Linked DNA regions of Homo sapiens: regions 2 and 3 are each linked to region 1. Evidence: chromatin contacts called from ENCODE Hi-C or POLR2A ChIA-PET data. All regions are on one chromosome and are shown on one strand. The core of a region is the stretch at or near the end of the contact, and the rest is flanking DNA. Distances in the headings are between cores, read along the strand shown. Region 1 holds the start of CAPZA2 (capping actin protein of muscle Z-line subunit alpha 2). Region 2 overlaps COMETT (cytosolic oncogenic antisense to MET transcript). Region 3 overlaps COMETT (cytosolic oncogenic antisense to MET transcript).

Region 1 (2,533 bases), core at 15-2,514:
AGCAGAGGGTCCTAAATGAAAATATCCTCAGACTTACATGAAGATTTCTTAAACACCACAACATACCTAAATGTACCTGTATTTTCCTGCACTGGCTTTGAAATTTAAAAATGAAGCACTCTTTAACGAAGAGTGGACATTTCCAACCCTGCAACTAACTCATTCCTATGTTCTGTCAGTTACTTCTAAGGGTCCTTTCCGAGAAACAGTCAAAATTAGCAGGGTTCTCCCCTACCCCACCACCCTCGGGAATGGGACGTTCCCAAAAGCCAAACGAAAGGGGCGAATTAAGAGAGCAGCAGTTCAATGAATTATTCCATTACTCGTTTTAAATATCTGAGAACTTAAGTCGTTCATCTGGTTCCATTGCTGTCACAGCATCTAATATACAGTAAAAGGAGTTGCACATTTTCCCCTCTTCGGAAGAAGTCCTAGCAGGAAAGTGAGGTGCCACCAAATCGACCCCCGGGGGGGGGCTGCTGCCAACGTGGGCAGAAAACAACTATGGGGAGGGGGTCGTCTTTTTGTGAGCAACTCCGCTGCCTCCTGGGGAACATGGGAGCTGCAAGCTTACTGCTAGAGCCACGAAAGGAAAGAGAGAAGGAGGGAGAGATGCCTCCATGGGGAAAGGGAAAAAAAAGGATAAACCGTAGAGGATCAGAAAAGGAAGCATTTTGCTTTGAGGAGGGGGAAGTAGAAGGGAGAAGTGAAGGTCTGCTTCCTAAGCGATTTTTCCCTTCCCCTCACCCGCCGCTACACTCACAGGCCAGGCCGCCGCGCTGGGCACTGCCCTTGGGCCGCTCCCACGCACGGACGCAAACCCCTTTGCGTCCCTGGTCCCCGGTCCCCGGCCCCGGCGGAGGCCCCGCGGCCCGACAGCAGGAGAGGGTCCTGGGCAGCCGCCGCCCTCCCCCGCGCCCGCGCCCCCGCCCGCCGTCGCCCGGCTCCCGCTTCCTATTTTCGGAGTACACACCCTACAAGGAGCGGAGCGAGCAGGCCTGGCAGAGACCTGCCCCCGCGCGGGGCCTCGGGTGACGGACAGGGGCAGGCACTGGGCGCAGTAAGGATGGGGGAGGAAGGGCAGCCGAGGGCAAGGCCAGCTGCGGGCCAATGCCCTTCCCCCGCGACCAGACTCCGGGCCCACCCGCCCGGGCTGAGCCGGCTCCTGACAGCCCGCGCCGTCGCCCCCGCGACTCTTACCTTCTCTTCATCAGACAACTGCTCCTCCAGATCCGCCATCTTCCTTCTGGCGACAAACCGCGGCGGCGGCGGCGGCAGCGGCCACCTGACTTCCCCGTTTCCGTGCGGTCCTCAGCGCCGCGCGCCCCCGCTAAGGGAGGGGCCCGCCGCTCAGGCCGCCGCGCACGCGCACCCCGGGAGCCCCGCCTCCCTCGACCCGGCCCTCGCGGACTGAGCGCGGCTGTGCGCGTGCGCGGGCGCCTGGTGGCCGGGCGGGGGACCGTGTCTCGCTGGGCCGCCTGCTGCAGGCTTGCTAGCATCTTGAGTGCAGCGTGCTCTCCCCACTGTGACCATATGGGCTCAGTCTGCGATGAGTACATTCTGAGCCCTTCGTTATGTTTCCATCAAGTCCTGAACTCTGCCAGCTAAAATGTGAAAAGGTGTACAAATAGAAGCCTTTTAAACATTGTTTTTTCAAATATTAGAGAAGATAGTTGGCTTTCATTAAAATACACATCACGACCCTCTCCATAATTGAAAGATTGCTCTTGATATACTCCTTTATTCATCCAACAAATATTTTTTGGTTCTTTAACGGGGTGCGGGGCACTGTGTTAGTCTCTGGGGATACAGTGTTGAGGGGGAAAAAAGCAAGCTAGACATACATGTTCATAGCAGCACAATTCGCAATTGCAAAGAGATGGAACCAACCTAAGTGTCCATCAACCAATGAGTGGATAGAGCAAATGTGGGTATATACACCATGGAATACTACTCAGCCATAAAAAGGAACGAAATAATGCCTTTTGCAGCAACTTGGAAGGAGCTGGAGGCCATTATTCTAAGTGAAGTAACTCAGGAATGGGAAACCAAATATTTTATGTTCTCACTTATAAGTGGGAGCTAAGCTATGTGGGTTCAAAGGCATAAGAATGATAAAATGGACTTTGGGGACTGGGGAGGGGATAAATTACTACGTATTGGGTACAGGGTACACTGCTCAGGTGATGGGTGCACTAAAATCTCAGAAGTTACCGCTAAAGGACTTATCCATGTTACCAAAAATCCACCTGTATTCCAAAACTGTTGAAATAAAAAGAGAAACTTCCATACTCAAGAAGCTCATTTTCTACTCATTAAACAAACATATATTGAACAGTTGGGGCCGGGCGCGGTAGCTCAGGCCTGTAATCCCAGCAATTTGGGAGGCCTCCGTGGGCAGATCATCTGAGGTCAGGAGTTCGTGACCAGATTGGCCAACATGAAGAAACCCCGTCTCTACTAAAAATACAAAAATTATCCGGGGCGTGGTGGCGCATACCTGTAATACCAGCTACTCGGGAGGCTGAGGCAG
Region 2 (2,533 bases), core at 23-2,522, 290 kb after region 1:
GCACTCTGCAGCTGAAAGCAGTTTGGCGGGAAGTAGGTTTGTGGAGGGATTAGGTATGTGTAGTCATTCATTCATTTATTCATTCATAAACATTAAAATAGCAACTACTGAAAGCCACACATCAGCCTAGATTCCAGTGCTACTCTTTTTTTTTTTTTTGAGATGGGGTCTCGCTCTGTTTCCCACACTGGAGTGCTGTGGTGCGATCATGGCTCACTAGCCTCGACCTCCCAGACCCGGGTGATCCTCCACAGGCCTGTGCCATCACACCTGGATAATTTACTTTTTTTTTTTTTGTAGAAACTGGGTCTTTCTACATTGCCCAGGCTGGTCTTGAAATCTTGGGCTCAAGTGATCCTCCCGTCTTGGCCTTCCAAAATGTTGGGATTATGGGCGTGAGCCACCACACTTGGCGTCCAGTGCTGCTCTGTCTGACATAGTAGCCATGAGCTACAAGGGGTGATTTTAATTGAAATTAAATCAGAAATGCATTTTTTCACCTCACTAGCCATATTTCAAGCACTCAATTGCCGCAAGTGGCCAATGGCTCTTATTGAATAGTGTTTACATAGACTCTTAAAGGAAGAACATTTCTTTAAGAACTTTCCTTTTCCTAGAACAGAAATAAAGCATTTCCCTTATTGCAGAAAGTTCTGTTGGATAGCAGAGCTGCAGAGTTATAAAGATACAAAGGACTAGACTTGGTCCCTCCATTTTGAGAACTTACAATTATTGCATGCCTATGACAGAACTTAGAATACATCATGGAAATTCTATAACAGGGTATCAGTTTTAGTTTAGCAGATTTTTATTATGCCAGTCACTATGCTAAATCCTATAGATACAATGAAAGCTAAAAATTGGTCTCTGAACCCCAGTAGTTTACAGTTCAGTGGAGATAAGAAAAAAGTGCCTCAAGGCCTTAGGGACCAGAGTAATTCTGCCTGGGAAAGTTACAAGAGGAAAACACAGTCATAAGTATTTCTTCTGCCTTCTCTACCAATGTACATGCCTTGTTTTTTTTTTTTTTGAACAACACAGAAAATACTTTAACAACTGTATCATGTAATAAGTAATTATTATAATTTTGCATTGGCATTCTCAAAGCACTGGGCTCCCTTTGCTCTATTTTATAAATGAGCCTGGACCATAGGATGAGAACTGTGACAACTTCTGAATTCACTTGGCAACATTAATCATAGGGCAGGCAATTAGACCTCATGCCAGTGATGTTTCTCAGTGCAGCCTCACTCCCTACCATGGGCAAAGTGAAGAAGACATTTAAATCTCCTAATGGTCCCACAGTTATAAGGGTGCCCAGTAGTGATCTTTTATTGAAACTTCTGGCAGCAGCTGTTTTGTATTGCTTCTACCTTTAGCATATTTCATTTTAATTGCAAAGATAATAAAATAGTTATATCCTTTACAGTAAGATAACTTATTTAATTTGTGAGTAGTGGTTGTATATTAACTGTGTTTTCTGAAACTTGTATGAAAGGGACATCTATTTATTGACTGAATTACGGGGGTGGGGTTCTGTATTGCTATCTGGGGCTGGGGCCAAGGATTTAACCCTCAGGTTCCTTCCTTGCTGGCATTAATGTTGCTGTATAGGCAGGAAGTTGCCCAGGAGTGAAAGCACAATGCTGCTGAGACAGAAGTCTATTTTAAGCTGGTTTATTTCCTCACTTGAGTGACCTTGGATAGATCTGTCTTCTCCCTGTGCCTCTGTCTTTGTCTCTACAATTGATTCAGATGCAGTATTTATTGTGCATGCGATATGGTTTGAAATTTTTGCAGTCTTAATTGTTAACAGGAGACCAGGCAGTCTAAGCTCTCAATTCGGATTTATTTCTTGTTTCACCAGTGGCTCATTAAGTGACCCTAATGGAGGGACCAGTATTCCTGGCACTTTATTCTTCCCATCTGTAAAATGGGGTTATGAGCATGCCTCCCTTCCTATCTCAGGGGAATACAAGAGCATACATATGTGGGAGAATTTGGGGGATTGGAATTTTATGAATATTTAGATTGTAAACAGACATGTTTATTGGTCTGCCTGTCACAATCCTGTCTCAGATTAACTTCCTCTTCCTTCCACAGCCCCTTGACTGGGCAAACTTCAAACAAGTGACTGAGCTCCCTTAGCTGCCACTGATTGGACCAGGATGGACAACAAATGTAGGAGGAGTTCATCTGGATCTAGCCTGAGCCAGTCAGATATCCCCTTTGAATCCATGCCTATAGAAATACAAAAAAATGGAAGCCAGAGGATGATGGATCCTTGAAGTAATAAGTCAGGTAGATCTTGAAAATTTTTGACTCAATCCATATTGATGAACACAAGAATAATTCTGGTCTACAAAGAGAGGCAAGAGAAAGACTTGGGGTGTATTAAGAAAAACAGGTAAGTGACCCTGGGTCACTAGAAAGAGTGAGACAGGGTGATGGAATGAGTGGCTGCCTGAAACTTTCTAATGCATTCAAGGCCTGACTCTGTTTTAGGCATTCTTCACATTTTCATTCACACCAC
Region 3 (2,533 bases), core at 17-2,516, 270 kb after region 1:
GTGGAATCATTTTAAAATGTAGATATACTTTAATATGAACTGCAGTATATAAAACAGATAGAAGAAGAATGAAGCTAGCAGAACGTGCCCTAAGCCATACTCACTTAGCTTCCTCCCTTGCCACTGCATGTCCTTGCCCCTTGAAAGGCTCTGAGGCACCTCTGCAGCACCCTGTAACACCATGGGATTTAAAACCTCCGGAAAAATAATCCTTTCAGCTCACGCCGGGACTGTATTCTTTTAACTGGTATTTCCCTTTTCCTAGATTTGGGAATACAGACATAAAACAGCAGGGTTTCCCTCAGTTTTATGAGATTGTTTTTCAATAGAATGCCAGAGGGATCAGTTTGAGAACATTGGAAATCTGATTCCTCTAAATACAAGAAAAAATGGTCATAGGAAACAGTGAGTTTCCTCACTTTGTCAATGCTCTTGAAGCAATTGTGAGTTTTCTCTTGTTGAGATGCAAGGCCAGCCCTGGGTGAAGCCAGAAGTTTATGCGTTATAAGGGCACCCCAGACCTTTCCATTAGCATATTACCTTTCTTTCTTGGTTAGACTAGGAACCTGATGCTCCGAGGGAGTAAGATTTGGTGGAATGTTGTAAAGTATTCGGGGGTAGGAGGTAAGAAAAGGAAACTTTATATGATCCACAGATTTTTGGATAGGTTCCTAAAAAAAGGGTGTTGGGGGATTAAAAAGTGGCTGCCTGAGAGGACACTTTGTCTACTTGCTTTTTTGAACTGCAAGGCCTGTTCCGTGAAGTGCCTGAAAATGGCTATAGGAGGATCACAGAGGCTGTCAGGCAGCCGGAACGTAAGTCCAGGCAGCTTGTGTGAAAATCTTGAGGTAACCCTGATGTTTCCAGGGGCCCCCAGTGTTCCTAAGCTGGAGAATAGGAGCATGAATGCCATGACTGCTGCAAAACTTATCAAGCAAAATCGACAATTGTCACTGCTTGTGGAATTCCCTTTCTGTTAAAAATGAACGTGATTTCATGGGCACATATTTTGGTGTAATATTTTCATGGGAATTCTTCTTGTGCTCTGAATTCTGATTTCTTTTAATCTTACCCTTCCCATTTTCCCCAGAATGACAATGGATTCATTTTCCCTTCAAGGTCTTCTAAATCTATCACCTCTTTCCTTGACTTTGTCGCCTGATTTCCCTTCTATAAAGTTCTCTTCTTCAGAGGGAGGGGCAGAGTCACGGCTGGCTAGATTGCGGTCCTTATCTCTGCCCACACTCCTTCCTGTTCCCTTCTCTTGCCAAGCTTCCCTCTTCACTCTGCCCTTAGCTCCAGACCTGGCTTTGGGCTATGAGCCTGTTCTGCCGTGTGTCCCTCAAGCCAGTCCCGTCTCCTGATCAGCAGTGCCCCAGATTCGCTCTTTCCTCCGACTAAACCCATCCCCTTATCTCCCTCCTCTTCAACCTGCTACGTTGCTTGACAATACAGGGGTTAAATCTTTATTTCTTGCCTTTCATTTGCATCCTTTCCTTAAATTATCTAAGGCAAAGACTTTTTAATATTTGTACTGGAGCTGTGTCACAGTAGCGATGTTAAGCACACATCAGAAGATGAAGTATAATGCCACTTTAAGTCTCTTTAAGAGACTTAAGAGGTTAAGGAGAATTGAACATTTTGGCTTCTTCTCAAATGCAGAGAACAATTAAAAGTGTCCCCAAATAATTAACAGAAATTAATTTAGACTTATGAAAAATAAATATTATTCTCTTCTTAGAAGAAAATCAGAAGAGATCAGAAGCAGGGACTTAACTGATTATATAGCTTCAGTTCCTGAGGACGACCAAGTCAATCAAAATTATCATGCCATGCCATTTTGCAATGGATTTAATTATTTCTAATCAAATAATGGATTTATTTGCAATGGATTTGATTATTTTTAATCAAGCAGAAAATCTCCGAGTTCATCAGGTTTAGCTTTTCAAATCTGATGATCTGACACCTAGTGTTAATTTTGAGTACTGCTAAATATTTCACATAAAGTATACAGTACATTGAGTCTCCGTTTTTTATTCCTTTTCGTTTCTTCATATAACTTGAGAGATGTAGTCAGGTTACCATATAGTCTCAGGATAGATGTAGCTTACTTACTGGTGTTCAGAATGCGCAATGCGACCTGAAGTCAGGAAGCTGGGTCCTATCGTTGTGGGCCAACTGTTCCTATGACCTTGGGCAAGTTACTTTCCTCTTTTAGTCTGTGTGCCCTCAGTGGTAAGATGAGAATGACGGAACATATGGAATATATGATTTATCTCTAGGTCTTTTCCAATTCTGGAACCCTGTGTGTTATCTTTTTAAAGCAATAGTTATGTATGCCAGCTCTATTTTGAAGCTTGGAATATGTTCACCCAATAAACCAGAAAATGAAACAGTTGTTACTTGGAGGTGTATGGCTATTCTTTCACTATGTGAAATTCCTTCAAAACATGTTATAACAAAGAATTGAGACAAGATTTTGATGATTTTTAGTAACGCCATCTAATGGAGCTTTGGTTATCATAAAAATATT

Evidence for each region. A loop is a pair of places that touch in the nucleus more often than their neighbours do. ChIA-PET counts read pairs that join two places held with the same protein, here RNA polymerase II (POLR2A). Pooled maps may share reads with other maps.
Region 2: a loop to region 1 is called in a pooled map, with 4 times the contacts of the local background. The contact joins the enhancer-like site here to the promoter of CAPZA2 in region 1. A Hi-C loop is called at or near these places in 1 of 168 maps with a recorded cell type or tissue (B cell), 2 of 37 single-sample maps with no recorded cell type and 7 of 50 pooled maps. POLR2A ChIA-PET finds 5 or more read pairs at or near these places in 2 of 52 experiments (AG04450 and activated T-cell).
Region 3: a loop to region 1 is called in a map of endothelial cell of umbilical vein, with 4 times the contacts of the local background. The contact joins the enhancer-like site here to the promoter of CAPZA2 in region 1. A Hi-C loop is called at or near these places in 2 of 168 maps with a recorded cell type or tissue (B cell and endothelial cell of umbilical vein), 2 of 37 single-sample maps with no recorded cell type and 8 of 50 pooled maps. POLR2A ChIA-PET finds 5 or more read pairs at or near these places in 4 of 52 experiments (A673, AG04450, CD4-positive, alpha-beta memory T cell and 1 more).

What each region holds. Positions count from the first base shown.
Region 1 is chr7:116,861,318-116,863,850 of GRCh38, reverse strand. It overlaps CAPZA2 (capping actin protein of muscle Z-line subunit alpha 2), which reads right to left and starts at 1,264. Exons shown (of 10, transcript NM_006136.3): 1 at 1,201-1,264. The coding sequence starts at 1,239. RefSeq lists a silencer at 777-1,516 and enhancers at 883-1,645, 1,597-1,646.
Region 2 is chr7:116,573,315-116,575,847 of GRCh38, reverse strand. COMETT (cytosolic oncogenic antisense to MET transcript) reads left to right here. Exons shown (of 5, transcript NR_165033.1): 3 at 2,104-2,407. Among named protein-coding and RNA genes, the nearest start is that of CAV1, 50 kb to the right of the region's middle. Within about 2 kb of position 1,272, at least 2 of the 41 ENCODE cell types and tissues checked have a DNase peak (open chromatin) inside an H3K27ac peak, as active enhancers do.
Region 3 is chr7:116,591,389-116,593,921 of GRCh38, reverse strand. The region is part of intron 2 of COMETT (cytosolic oncogenic antisense to MET transcript); the gene reads left to right. Among named protein-coding and RNA genes, the nearest start is that of CAV1, 68 kb to the right of the region's middle. Within about 2 kb of position 1,266, at least 8 of the 41 ENCODE cell types and tissues checked have a DNase peak (open chromatin) inside an H3K27ac peak, as active enhancers do; they include endothelial cell of umbilical vein, where a contact is called at or near this core.